Linked DNA regions of Mus musculus: region 2 is linked to region 1. The links are chromatin contacts, found by Hi-C or POLR2A ChIA-PET in ENCODE. All regions are on one chromosome and are shown on one strand. Each heading gives the region's core, a stretch centred on a gene start or an enhancer-like site at or near the end of the contact. The rest is flanking DNA. Distances are from core to core; before and after follow the strand shown. Region 1 holds the start of Ndufa6 (NADH:ubiquinone oxidoreductase subunit A6). Region 2 holds the start of Serhl (serine hydrolase-like).

Region 1 (6,730 bases), core at 1,178-3,677:
AGGAAGGGATACACAGAGGGCAGGACTGGGCCTTAAGGATCCTTCTCACTGGGTTGGGTATGGGTTAACAAGAACACCTCTAAACCTACTTACCAAGCACGCCCATCTGGATGACAGTCAGGGATCCAGAGACTTCTTTGTGTCAGTGTCCACGTAGCCTACAGACAGCCTGGGAAGAGTGTCAATACCAGCCTTGCCTGGGAGTTGGGTGCGCAGGCCCTCCTTTTGCAGGGAGGGTGTGGCATCGTGATGTAGAGAGCTTTCAGATAGACAACCCCTCCATATCTGAGAAGGGTGTCATGCCAATTGCCTCAAGGTGGTTCTAAGTGTGCCCGGCGAGGGGTAACACCCTCACTGGTACTCCTTTGGTTCAGTTCAACGCCATTCAAGGATAAGGGGGCAGTAACGAGGTGATGAGGGAGCGCCATGTGAAGTCCTGAAGACATGGAAGTCACAGTGACATGGGAGGGCTTAACACCGAGCAGCCTATCCTCTGAATCATAAGTAAGAAGGGAGCCTAGCAGCGTCCAAGTGCCATCCACTCACCCAGCCAGTGTTTGTTGAGCTTCCATGTGGGGTACAGCAGCATGCTGGGACACAGAAAGGACACAGAGCCTGCCTCTGAGGGTACTCAGTGATATCAAGTGAGTGGGCATAGCGCATGACAGCAATTCCTACCTCCTCCAAACCTCATAAAGGTCGCTGAATCACGACTATGTACCTGTAGATGGCCAAAACTAGAGAATGTCTTGGTTTATATGCACATGAAATACTAGTCACGACAGAAAAGACTACATTTTAGACCTTAAAACAAGTCTGAAAAACTAAATTTTTTAAATAATTTATCTGTATGTGCGTGTGTGTGTGTGTGTGTGTGTGTGTGTGTTCATGTGTGTATGTGTATAGGGACCACATTATGCAGGTGCTTAATAGAGGCTAGAAAAAAGGTTACTGGGCCCCTTAGAGCTAGTTATGGTAGTTGTGAATCATCCAACATGGGTCTATAAAGAAAGTCCCAGGTTAGCCAGGTTTCAAAAAGGAGGGGAGAGAATAAAAGAAAAAAACAAAAATCAATAATGTGGTGGTTTGGGCCCCATAAGTTCATGTGTTTGAATGCTAGGTCCCTAGTTAGTGGAACTGTTTTGGGAAGGACTAGGAGGTGTGGCCTTGTTGGAGTATGTGGCCCTTGTTGAAGATGTGTCACTAGAAGTGACTAGAGGCCGGCCCAGTCTTTCTCTATTGTAAGACCTCAGCTGCTGCTTCAAGGCCACTCATGCCTGCCTGCTGCCATGCTCTCCTCCATGAGAGTTTAAATGCTGTGTGCTGAGCATATCTGTGTGCATTGTACTTTGACTGGAAGTACTGTTTGTTCAAATCACCACAAAAATATCCATAAAAGCATGGTGCACTTACTATATTAGAATGTCGTTAGGCAGCAATTCTTCAGCTTTTATTTATATAGCAGCGAATATATATAGATATATACCATAGAGTATAGATATAGATTAGATACAGAGGTAGATATAGCTTCCATGGTTTGGGATGTAAAATCCCTAGTCTAAAATGGAAATGATTAGGCTAGGTGAAGTAGCACTAAGGAGACTGAAGCAGGGGAAATGTGGAGTGCAAGGTCAAATGTAACTGCGGGGCTGGAGAGATGCCTCAGTGAGTGCTTAAGCACTCTAACTGCTCTGCCAAAGGACCTGGGCTCAATTCCCAGCTCCACAAAGCAAATCATAACCGTCGGTCCCAGAGGAATCCATAGCCTTCTTTTGGCCTCCATGGACTCCAAAAAGCACACGTGGCGCACACCTATACAAACATCCAAAACACCCACACACATTTATTTACAAAAAGGCAACCGCAAGTGCTGTGGGCACAAACCTGCAGAGGCAGAGAAATCACTGCAAGCTCTGAGGCCAGCCTGGCTGGTCTACGTAAGTGAGTTCCAGGCCAGGCGCAGTGAGACGACAACTCAAAACAATGGCATGAAGTAAGTAAACAAACGGGGCTGAGAAACGCCAAAAAGCTCAAGCCAGAGGCGCTTTTGCGATCGACACCATGTCTACAAGAAAACGGTTTTCCGGAAGCACATACACAATATGCTCAGCAGTACGCACTGTTGCTGCGGAAAGACTGCCATTGCCGCCTGGCACCGTTATCTATGCCCGAGGTCTTCTCCTCCGAGCCTGCCAACCACGGCGCCTGGCTGAAGGAACAAACTTTTGGTAAGAGCAGACAGAGCGCCTCACCGCTGCCTGAAGCCTCGACGCTGCGCCTCCTGGTGGTTCCTCAGCGCCGCCGTTGAACGAGCCAACCCCGGATCGGTGTTTCCGCGGTAGAGCATGCGCATTGCAGAGCCCGAGGCTTCCAGCCAATCAGAGAGCCCTAGTCCAGTCAGTCCTTCCCTCTGCACTGCAGGAGGCACGGCAGCGAGTCCCGTGGCACCGCGCGTGCGCACGCTGAAGGGGCGGGGCTTCCTCGGCAAGATGGCGGCCGCGGCCACCGGCCTGCGCCAAGCTGCTGCTGCGGCAGCCAGTACCTCGGTGAAGCCCATTTTCAGTCGCGACCTGAACGAGGCCAAGCGGAGGGTGCGCGAGCTCTACCGCGCTTGGTATCGGGAGGTGCCGAACACCGGTGAGAGGCAGGGGTGCATTCGGGGCGCCGGAGGCACCTGCCCAAGGTCTCTCGGCCGAGCTGAGGTCACGTAGTGGGACAGAAACGAGCCCTGGGCTTCGGGGGAAGGGGGTCACCCGAGCCAGAGTGCCCCACACCGGGACAGGGCTTCCGAGCGCCCCAGTTGCTTTGGTGGCCTTTGTTCCTTATTTCTTATGGAGCCCCTGGGAGGGGCGTCCGCGGTCCTGAGCTAGCCCCGGGTGCTTCTTGAACCCAGCTTTACAGTTCCAGAGAAGGTTCTAGATGCCCATTCGATTTTGTAACTAAAGTGGCGAAGGGCTTTAGCAGTTATCTGTTACTTAGTCTGGAGAACAAACTGCATCACGAGAGGGAAACGACTTGACGAAGGTCACCCAGTAGCTGCCTGCTGCCCTTTGAAGCCTCCAGACGAAATGGCCCCTCAGAGCTCCCCAGCTTTGCTCACTAGATCAGCTTGCCCCAGAATTTTGAAGTCTAACCCCCTTCTGCTGCAAAACACGCCTTTTCCCGTAGGTGGGAGAATCTAGTCTGTTCACCTGAGTGGCGAGTGTGAATCTGCAATCTTGGTTGTCTCCCTCAATGCTGCCACTGTAGTGGATTTTAAAAGGGGGTTAGCGAGAGTTCAAATGTCCTACATATGTCAGGGACATCTTTTGTTGTTGAGTAGACATGTATTTAACTTGAGCTGATCTGAGGGGAAAGGCGTTTTCCAATGAGTAACAACAGCTCCACAGCACGCCTCAGCACTGCTTGAGAGGCAGCCACACTGTCCTCAGTTTCGACCTTTATTAGCTGTGTGACCTTGGGTAAGATTTTTCACCGGTATTTGCTCATCTGTGAAATGGCCATAATACTGTCTTCTTCCGGGAGTTACTGTATTAAATAGGTTACTTAAGTAACTGATATAAAACTCGGGGGAGGCACTGATGGGAGAAGATTCCTCTTAGTTATTAGAACACAGACTGGAGAAAAAACAAAACAAAAAAACCATGCCCACCTCAGGCTGGAGTTTACCTGACAGTAGTTATAATACTGCACCCTTCAGTCTCTGGGCCTGATGCTTCACAAATACTAAGATTCTGAGTGACGGGTTCTGTCTCAACTTAAACTTGTCTCAGTTTGTCATTGTACAGTTCTTTCCTGAAATCCCTGTGTGCGCACTGACCTTGGTGACAGCTCTCTCAGAACCTAGCCTAGTGTTCACCATTTCTGCAATCACTGAATTGGAGTATAACAAAAGATTCAAACCTGATTTAGACACAGCATGATTTTGTCTGTGTTTTTGTGACTTTTTGTTGTTTTGTTTTTCTGAGACAGCGTCTCACATTGTAGCCTTGGCTGGCCTGGAACTTGCTACGTAAACCAGGCAGGCCTTGAACTCAAAGAGCCATCTGCCTCTGTGCTACCACACCGGGCTTGGTTTTGTTTTTGGGTGTTGTGTTTTGGTTTGGTTTGTTGTTTTTTGTTTTTTTGAGACAGGGTTTTTCTGTATAGCCCTGGCTGTCCTGGAACTCACTTTGTAGACCAGGCTAGCCTCGAACTCAGAAATCCGCCTGCCTCTGCCTCCCGAGTGCTGAGATTAAAGGCGTGCGCCACCATGCCCAGCACTGTTTTTGTTTTTGTTAAGGTTTTGCCTCAATTCTGGGATTAAAGGCATCTGCCACCATGGTTGGCTGATTGCAGTTTTATAGATCAGAGTGGACATGTCACAAGAATGGCCAGTGCACAAGGTATCTTCACTAAATGAATATACTGACCTCTGTAGCCAGAATGTTTAACACCTAGTGATCCTTTTGTATCCTTGGTGTCCTCAGCAAATCTGCCGAAGGCTGAGTGTCAGGGGATGGGTGACTAAAGCCTGCTTTTCTCTTTTGAAACAAGATCTTGCTGTGGATTCATAGCACCATACACAGCCACGGCAAACCTCCAGCCTGTAGGCTGGGTTTACAGTCCTGTTACCACTAAGTCCAGTTTACAACCTAATCTCCAAAGGACACCCATGTAGCACATTAAGTTCAGTCACCTGAGTTTGTGCCACTGTTTAGCCACTGACTTAATAGATTGGTGAATACTGTGACTTTTTAAATGTATTTTATTACTTTTTAAAGTTGTGTGTGTGTGTGTGTGTGTGTGTGTGTGTGTGTGTGTGTGTGTGTGTGTGTGTGTATGGGAGGGTGCAGGTAAATCCCAAGTGTCCGCAGAGGTCAGAGGCATGGGTGGGTCCCTGGAGCTGGAGTTACAGGGTTTTTGAGTTGCCTGACATGGTTGCTGGGGATTGGAAAGGCGATGCTGAGCCACCTCTCAGCCTCCTCCCTTTTTAAGGGAAGAGAAGTTTATTGTGTTCGGTTTCAGTCCCTTATCTGGGGGTGGTGGTGCAGGGTGGTGTGACTCATGGCTCCACAGTGGCAGCCTTGTATCTTGTTTGCAGTCATAGGTGACTGTCCCACTCTCAGTTAAGGCTTAGAGTCATGTCCTTCCCCAGGTTGTCTGATGGTTTGATTACAGCCTTCCCTCCCTGTGCAAACTCTTGGCAGTACCCCTTAGCTCCCAAATTCATATAGTACTTAACACCTACACATTATTTTACAGAGATTTCAACTCTGGTGCCTTTATTCTTGCTGGTTATTCCATATAAAAATAATATGGTAGTATATTTTATATCCCATATAAAAACAATATTCCTCAGTGATGGAGCCCTTGCCTAACATGTGCAAGGCCCTAGATTCTGCCTCAGCCTGCTCCGCCCATACACAAAAAGCAAGGTAGGTACACAGCCTCTCCAGAAGCCCACTCAAGAGCACTGAGATCCAGGTTGGGCAGTTTAGTAAGGCATGTATCCAGGCTAGGGTTGGGCTATGCGGAATAAAGTAACTGAGCCACTTGTACATGTCCAGTGGTCACCCACTGACATAAGCTTCTAAAACCATGCTTAAAAGGTCTGATTTCTACAGTCCAGTTTTCTCTTTAGTGCACTTAATGCAGCTGGATATCACGGTGAAACAAGGACGGGATAAAGTCCGAGAAATGTTCATGAAGAATGCCCATGTCACAGACCCCAGAGTGGTTGATCTGCTGGTCATTAAGGTAACTGGCCCTCTCTGGCAGACTTAAAAGAGCCGCTGGCTTGTCCTGAGCCCCTGAGTCTTCAAGTGAATACCACCTCCATTAAAGCCAGCTCTAGACTCAGCAGCTGCCGTGTCTCCAAGTTCAACTTGGAGGTCCCCTTTTTTCTTTTTAAAGCCAAGGTCTCAGTATGTAGTTCTGGCTGTCCTGGGACTTGTTCTGTAGACCAGGCTAGCCCTGAGATCCACCTGCCTCTGCCTGCCAAGTGCCAAGATTAAAAGTGTGTACCACCATACCCCACTTGGATGTCTCCACTTTTGAGATAGAGTCCTGGGCTGGAACCACACATCCTCTTGCCTCGGCCCTGAAGGGGAGGTCTGGGGGAGGGAGGAGGGACATGCTGCAGCTATAACAGTGTCAAGTGTAGGAATTGCTAGCTCCTATGGGATGCCACCCTGGAACACACGCTGTCTCACCTGTCTGCAACCACAGGAAGGCAGTGTGGCTCTGGGTATGGTTAATGTACGGTCATTAGCGAGTCCATGCCAAACACAACACAGAACTGAACTTGTGTGCTGTGTTCCTCATTTAATGGCTGGAACTGACTACTTTTCCTTCATGTACACAGGGAAAGATGGAGCTCCAGGAAACCATCAAAGTATGGAAGCAGCGGACACACGTTATGCGGTTTTTCCATGAAACAGAAACACCAAGGCCAAAGGATTTCTTATCTAAGTTCTATATGGGCCATGACCCATGAGGTCACCTGATGGGAAGGTGCATGTTAATATTTAACTAGAGTATAAATAAACTCATTATTTGATGGTTGGTTGTGATAAAATTGCACTGGTGAACCCCTTTCCTGTGGTCTCTCTTACTTCTTGCCTGAGTGTGGAACCTTCTTGTACACACATACCATGTTGATGCCCCTGTCCTGGAGATCTATGTTGTTTGCTGCCAGCTGACTCAGACCTTGCATGGGGTAGCAGGAAGGGATGGGAGGCTCTATCCG
Region 2 (6,730 bases), core at 1,493-3,992, 750 kb before region 1:
ACATGCAGGCGAACTAGAGAGGGACAACAGAGAGAGGGACAAGTGAGTGGGTGGGGAAGGCACAGATTTCACCAGAACAGGAGACTTCTGTCCCTCCAGCGTGGTCCTCTCAGACCTGCCTGTAGACCCCAGTAACCCTGGTCTTAGGAGTCCTGGGGATGACAGTCAGGACAGCAGAAACTCTCCAAGGGACCTTCACTAGGACACAGTGTGTGTGGAAAGTGACTCTCGCTAAGGAGGTGTGGGACTCTTCCTATCTTACCTTCTGCTTGTCCCCACAAGGTCCCCAGCCAGTAACTCACCGTGCCACCCACACAGCCACCTGCCAGACAAAAGAGCAGTGGTGACATTCTGTGTGGCCCCCCTCCCCAGATCCCAGTACCCTCCTCCCAAGCTCTTTCCTGGGGGGGGGGGGGTGTCCCATCCCTAGTTCCTTTCCCACCATGGAGTTGAGACTCGGTCTCTAGAACTGTACGGTAAGCATTAGATGACTCTCTCACCCCTCTCCTCAGAGGGGCAGGGAAAGGCACCAGGTACCACAGTGTCAAGTTCTCTCTTTCCTACAGCTCTCCCCCCGAACTCAGGTTCCGCCTTAGGCTGACTCACCAAAACTGTGGCCCAGGAGGGTGAACTGATTCCACTTAAAGGCTGAAAACACAAAGGCAGAAAGGAGGTTTGCACAGCCCAGCCTTACTCTGTCCTTTATCCCTGTGCCCTGGGGCTTGGGACTCCCTCCAAAGACCTGCAGCAGCCCCACCCTGACCCCCACACGACCCCTGCAGGAGACCCACTAGGACCCACTAGCTTCACTGTGGGATGCTCCTAGCGGAAGAGCAGGCTCTTTTCAGGGGCCAGGAAACCGGAAGCAGAAACCCCAGGTATCCGTTCCCAGGCCAGTCCTGCCTCCCAGATACTGCATCCTACTCCTAGGATGAGAGATACTATGGGGGCTCTGGCTCACCTGTTGCCACCCTTCGGACCTCACTCACAAAATTTTGCTGGTAGTACGGGAGGCCTGGGTTGTAATGGGACGAGAGCCCGTGGCCTCCGAAATCCATAGCCATGTAACAGAAGTCTGCAGCAGGGAAGAGGAAGAGAGGGGCTCGGCATGGCTGCCGTCACCCCTCCACGGCCCTTCAGCCCACGGCCCTACCTTGGGGAAGAAGAGGAATGAGCCTGTCAAAGGAGTTGGCGTTGTCCAGCCAGCCGTGTAAGCAGAGAACTGGAGGGTTCTTCTGGGAGCCCCAGACTTTGAGAGCAATGTGGCCCCAGGGCACAGCCAACTTCAACTCTGAGTGCAAACCTGCAAGGCAGATCTGGTCTGTCAACCCCTGCATCCAGGAATCCGGCACTTCCTAAGCCCCTATGAGTGCACCAAGAGGCACAGGCGCCTGAGCTACTGGCCTATGTCTAAGCTTTAGACAGACTGATTGCCAGATAACAGGGAAAGACAGCTTGGGTCCCCTGGATGAGAAAGATCTGAATAGGTTTTTCAGGATATAGCTCATTGGTTTTTAGGGCAGAACTGGAAGGAGTAGGTTGGGGGCTGCCGGCTTGAACCCTGACACTTGTGGGCTGTATGACCTTGGCTTGCCTAAAACCTCTCCATCTTCAGTTTCCCTTTCTGTTAAACAGGAGCAAATAGAGAATAATGCCTCATAACTATATGGGACCCATTCCAAGAGCCCCTGTAGATACCTGAAACTTCAAGCAGTAACAGACCCCATACACTGAATGCTACCTATAACAATAATTATACATGCCTGTTATCCCAGCCCTTAAAAGGTAGACATGGATAGACGATAAAACATTGTCTCATAAAACTTCAAATCAACAAAATAAAACAAATATACTACAATTTGTGCAGCACTGACTCTAAAATATTATTATGAGAACCAAGTGTATTAATCACACCTATAAGCCTAGCCTAGTCCTGAGGAGGTAGAGGCAGGAGGATTTCGGCCACTTAAGGATAGGCTGGTCTAGGGAGTTCCAAGCCAGCTAAAGCTACATACAGTAAAATGGCTGAGGGTTTTAAGACACTACTCAGAGTACCATGCTGCTCAAAACTGGTCTGTGCCCTCACATTTTGGACCTTAGGAAACTGAACCCTTGGAAATCGAAACTGGGAGATCACCGTGGCCAGCTTTTCCTATACCTTCGGAGCCGATGCCAGACACTTTATACTCTATCTATCTATCTATCTATCTATCTATACACCGTGAGTTGGAGAGTTGGGCCACTGCTGTTCTCAGTGCACAGATCACGAAACTGAGGCACAGGAAAGGGAGAAGGGGAGGAAGGAGAGGGGGAGAGAGTCAGCTTGACTCCAGGGCTCCATCTGGGCCTCTTCAAGTCAGATGTGCTCCAGAGCTGACCTTCTGCTGCTGTTGGACCCAAAGAGCAACCCCAAATAGCAGCCTAGGACTCAGCGGCCATCAGGAGCCCCGAGTCTGGCTCTGCTAGATCCCAGTGCTGCCCACTGAGCCTGGGAGAGGGCGATGAGCGTCCACTCCACCAGCTCAAGTAAGCGAGTGGGAGCACTCGTCGGCCTCCCCCTTCCCACTCCAATCTAAGGGGCCCTGAGGGACATTTTCACCCATTGCTCTGGTCGGTGAGGCTGTCACTCCTCGCTGAGGAGGTCACAGGAACTGGAAGGACTCAGAAGCTCACGCCCCGCCTCTTGCGTCCCGCTCAGGACTTTCCCTCCAGGTCCTTCCCGTCCCCACCGGCTTCCGTCTCCTTAGCCCCAGTTTTAGCGCCAGCCCCGCCCCTTCAAGCGACACCGCCCACCGAGGCCCCGCCTTCCTGCGGCCGGCCCGGGACTTTCAGGAGGATCTCAGGGCTGCTCAACTCCTGGCACATTGCTGTGCTGCTACGGTGGGATGGTGTCAGAGCTAGCAGAGAAGTAAGTCTCTGGAGGACAAGCTTTGACAGGCTCAATACCTGGGCATCCCCGCATGATTACCACGAGCTAGACAAGGCCCCGGTGGCCCCACAGTGAGGAAAGCTCCCTCGAGGATCCTCTCTGATTCCCACAGAAATGAGACGACTGTTTCACAGTGTTTCATGCCTCCCCACCGTGTCCCCACGGTGGCTGCGGTCCCTCAGCAGTGCCTGGCGCTATCCAGCTTTGATAATTGATTGCACGGCCTGAATGAATAAATGAATGTATAAAGCGAGGGCTCTGGCAGAAACCATCCCCAGGCAAGGAAGGACTGAAAACAGTTTCAGTCCCGAGAAGAACTCAGAGTCAGACTGTGGGCACGGGGTGCATTCAGGAGGCTGGGAAAGGCCTGTGGGTTTTTGGAGGCCAGCCTGGAATACACTGCAGGACTCTCCAATGACCAAAACTCATCCTAAAGCTAACCCTAGCAATCCAATCACAAACATTCCTAAAATGGACACATACAAGCACTACCTTTTAAATTAAAAGCAGAAATCTTGAGCTTTTAAATTTACCAGGTGGGCTCTCTGGAACAGCGGGAGATATTCCCTATCATTGTTGTAGCTGGCGAACCACAGACCTGGGCACTGAGCGGAATCAGTGTGGTGAGTTCCCCAAAGGGGTGACAGGGCAAACCCTGAGCATCACAGGCTGTAGTAAGGGGAGGGAGGGGAGGCTGGGCAGAGCCACTGTGGAGAGAAATTTGAGGCTGAAAAATAGGCCAACGTAGATGAGGGGCTGGAAAATGGGGCCGCCTGGTTGTGACAGGACTTTTCTGAGTGGTTTCACTCAGAGGTTAGGAGCTGGGAACACACCACGCTTTTCTGTTCTATTCTTTGGTTTTTGGAGACAGGGTTCGAACTCACTCCATAGCTGAGGGTGACCTTGAATTGAGCCGCCTCCCTCCCTCTCCAGAACACTGGGGTTGCACGCCTGGTTTATGCACTGCTGGGGGTCAAACACGTGGATGCATGCATGCCAGGCAAACATTCTACCAACTGAGCTACATCCCCAGCCCTTTGAGAACACTTCTGTTGGGTCCAATCAGTGGCATCTATCGGTGGAGAACACACTTTGATTCTCGATAGATAAGGGTCTTCACTGAGTTCTGTCGGAGTACAGTCACTCAGAGCCACTGGGAACAAGACACCTACCAGGAAGCCTGGGACCTTTCCCAATCTTTCCCAGTGACACATTGTTACCAATACTTGCACTTGGCATCTCGCATTCCTTTGACCTCAAAATTCCCTTGCTTCAACCAGCCCCTCCAGCAGCCATGACCTCAGCCGGCTCCTGTCTGTCCTGCTGGTCCATGGCTACAGTCACTGTCCCTCCATTCAGTCTCATCCTCATGTTCACATCCATCTGTGTCCCATCATTTCCATCTACCTCTTCCCTTTCCGTCCCTGTGACTCCATTCTGCCCTGCTTATCCTGCGACCACAAGCTGCCACCAGCCCCTTCCCCACCTCTTATTTTACTCGTGTGAAAATCTGGGTGCCTCTCACTGCGGGCTGGGGTGGGGGTTGATCTCCTGCCGGTCTATTAGATGGTGTTGGGGGGGGGCCTTTCCCTCTCCTGTGCTATCCGTTCTCTACACCTGACTCTTGCTGTCTATATCTCTGAGCCTTTTCCCCCCCTTCCACCCTGGACAATTCCTTCCTTCTACCCTGGACAATTCTACCCTCTTTTCAAGACTTGGTTTCAAAGTCAGCTTCCCTAGAAACCCTCTCAGCCCTCACGGGTGGAAGCACCTCCTTGTTTCTGTTCACACCATTGCTACCTGCCTCTCACCCCCACGTGGCTCTAGCCGTCTCTCTCTCTCTGAATGCATGTTGGCTTCTTAAAAAGTAGGATATGGTCCTTGTAAAAAACAGTTTCCCCGCTAACATCTACCTGAGGGCCTTGTGCACAGGAGAGACTCAATCGATGACTGCCTATTGGATTGGCTGAGAATCGCTGCCCCAGGCTCACTCTCTAGGGGCTCACACAAGCTATAGCAACAAGAGGGCAGGGAGGATGTGTGAGTGTTTTTTAAGGTCTTAGGTTCCTACCCTGTGCTTAAGCTTCCTCAGATTGGAATAGCAGCAGCATCCAGGGGAAGGGATTACTAAACACACACATCCCCAACTGAGAGAGACAAGAGTTCCCCAGGAGTTCCCCCCTTTATCAGCAACAGGAAGCTCCTAGCTAAATCTGTGAAATGACACTAAACACAGCATGGGATCCCGGGTTGGATTCTGGAACAGAAAAAGAACCTGGGAGGAGGAGCTGGGGCGGGGCGGGGGGGGGGGGGGGGGGAATCTATATAAGCCCAGAGTGTAGACCGGCAGCAGACCAGTGTTTATTTCTGGCTGCCCATGGCTTGAAAGATGCTGACAGCGCAAGAATGGGGGTGGGGTGGGAGCGTTTAAATTCTGGAGTCTCTTTGCAGTTTTTCCTGTAAATTTAAAATTATACCAAAATTTAAGTTTATTTTTTGCAGAGAGAAATGAAGACCAGAGCCTTGCGTACGGTGGCTCAAGTCTACAACCTCAGAGGTTGTCTTTTTTTGTTTGTTTGTTTGTTTTTGTTTTTCCAGACAGGGTTTCTCTGTATAGCCCTGGCTGTCCTGGAACTCACTTTGTAGACCAGGCTGGCCTCGAACTCAGAAATCCACCTACCTCTGCCTCCCGAGTGCTGGGATTAAAGGCGTGTGCCACCACACCCAGCTATCTCAGAGGTTGTCTTAGGGTTTCCATTGCTGTGAAGAGACATCATAACCAAGGCAACTCTTATAAAGGCAAACATTTAACTGGGGCTGGCTTACAGGTTTTGAGATTCAGTCCACTATCATGGAGAGAAGCATGGCAGCATCCAGGCAGGCATGGTACTAGAGGAGCTGAGAGTTCTACATCTTGATCTGAGGGCAAACAGGAGACTGTCTTAATGGCAGCTAGGAGGAAAGTCTCAGAGCCCACCCCCAGTGACACATTTCCTCCAACAAGACCACACCTCCTAATAGTGCCACTCCCTGGTCCAAGCATATACAAACCACCACAGAGGTTGAGATGCCCAGCCAGGAAGATCTCAAGTTCAAAGCCAGCCTGAGCTACATAGCAAAAACTGTTTCAAAACAACCTCGGGCTGGAGAGATGGCTCAGCGGTTTAAGTGCACTGACTGCTCTTCTGAAGTTCCTGAGTTCAAATCCCAGCAACCACATGGTGGCTCACAACCATCTGTAATGGAATCTAATGCCCTCTTCTGGTGTGTCTGAAGACAGCAACAGTGTACTCACATACATAAAATAAATAAACCTTTAAAAAACAAAACAAAACAAAACAAAAAAACAACCTCAAATTTAACCAGGCACATGCTTGTAATCCCAGCACTCAGGAAGCAGAGGCAGGAGGATCTCTGTGAGTTCCAGGCCAGTCAGGGCTAGAGAGTAAGACCCTAGCTCAAAAGCCAAAACTCAAAAACATTCAAATGAGAACTTTAAAAATTTTATTCATGTTTGTTTATCGAGACAGGGTTTAGTCCGAAAAGGCTTGTTATATTCTGAGGGACTGTTTGTTGAGAAGAAACACAGAACTGTATGTTTCTCTCTACCTGGTCGGTTATCTTAGAGCTCTCAGGTGGTTAATTTTTACTCTATTATTTATTATTATTTATTAAAATGTACTTTATTATTCAGGCTTGACTGAATTTAGAGTTCTGATGGAATTATACATTTGAGCATGTCTGTGAGGTTTTTTTTTTCTCTAGATTAAATTAATTGAGGTGGGGAACCCTACCTTAGCT

Evidence for each region. A loop is a pair of places that touch in the nucleus more often than their neighbours do. ChIA-PET counts read pairs that join two places held with the same protein, here RNA polymerase II (POLR2A).
Region 2: a loop to region 1 is called in a map of T-helper 1 cell, with 2.2 times the contacts of the local background. The contact joins the promoter of Serhl here to the promoter of Ndufa6 in region 1. A Hi-C loop is called at or near these places in 1 of 37 maps with a recorded cell type or tissue (T-helper 1 cell). POLR2A ChIA-PET finds 5 or more read pairs at or near these places in 1 of 5 experiments (Patski).

Annotation. Positions count from the first base shown.
Region 1 is chr15:82,349,988-82,356,717 of GRCm38, reverse strand. It overlaps Ndufa6 (NADH:ubiquinone oxidoreductase subunit A6), which reads left to right and starts at 2,427. Exons shown (of 3, transcript NM_025987.3): 1 at 2,427-2,637; 2 at 5,624-5,739; 3 at 6,347-6,579. The coding sequence starts at 2,490. The coding sequence ends at 6,478.
Region 2 is chr15:83,096,217-83,102,946 of GRCm38, reverse strand. Serhl (serine hydrolase-like) reads right to left here and starts at 2,742. Exons shown (of 12, transcript NM_023475.3): 1 at 2,600-2,742; 2 at 1,154-1,303; 3 at 962-1,075; 4 at 607-648; 5 at 303-322; 6 at 1-13. The coding sequence starts at 2,603.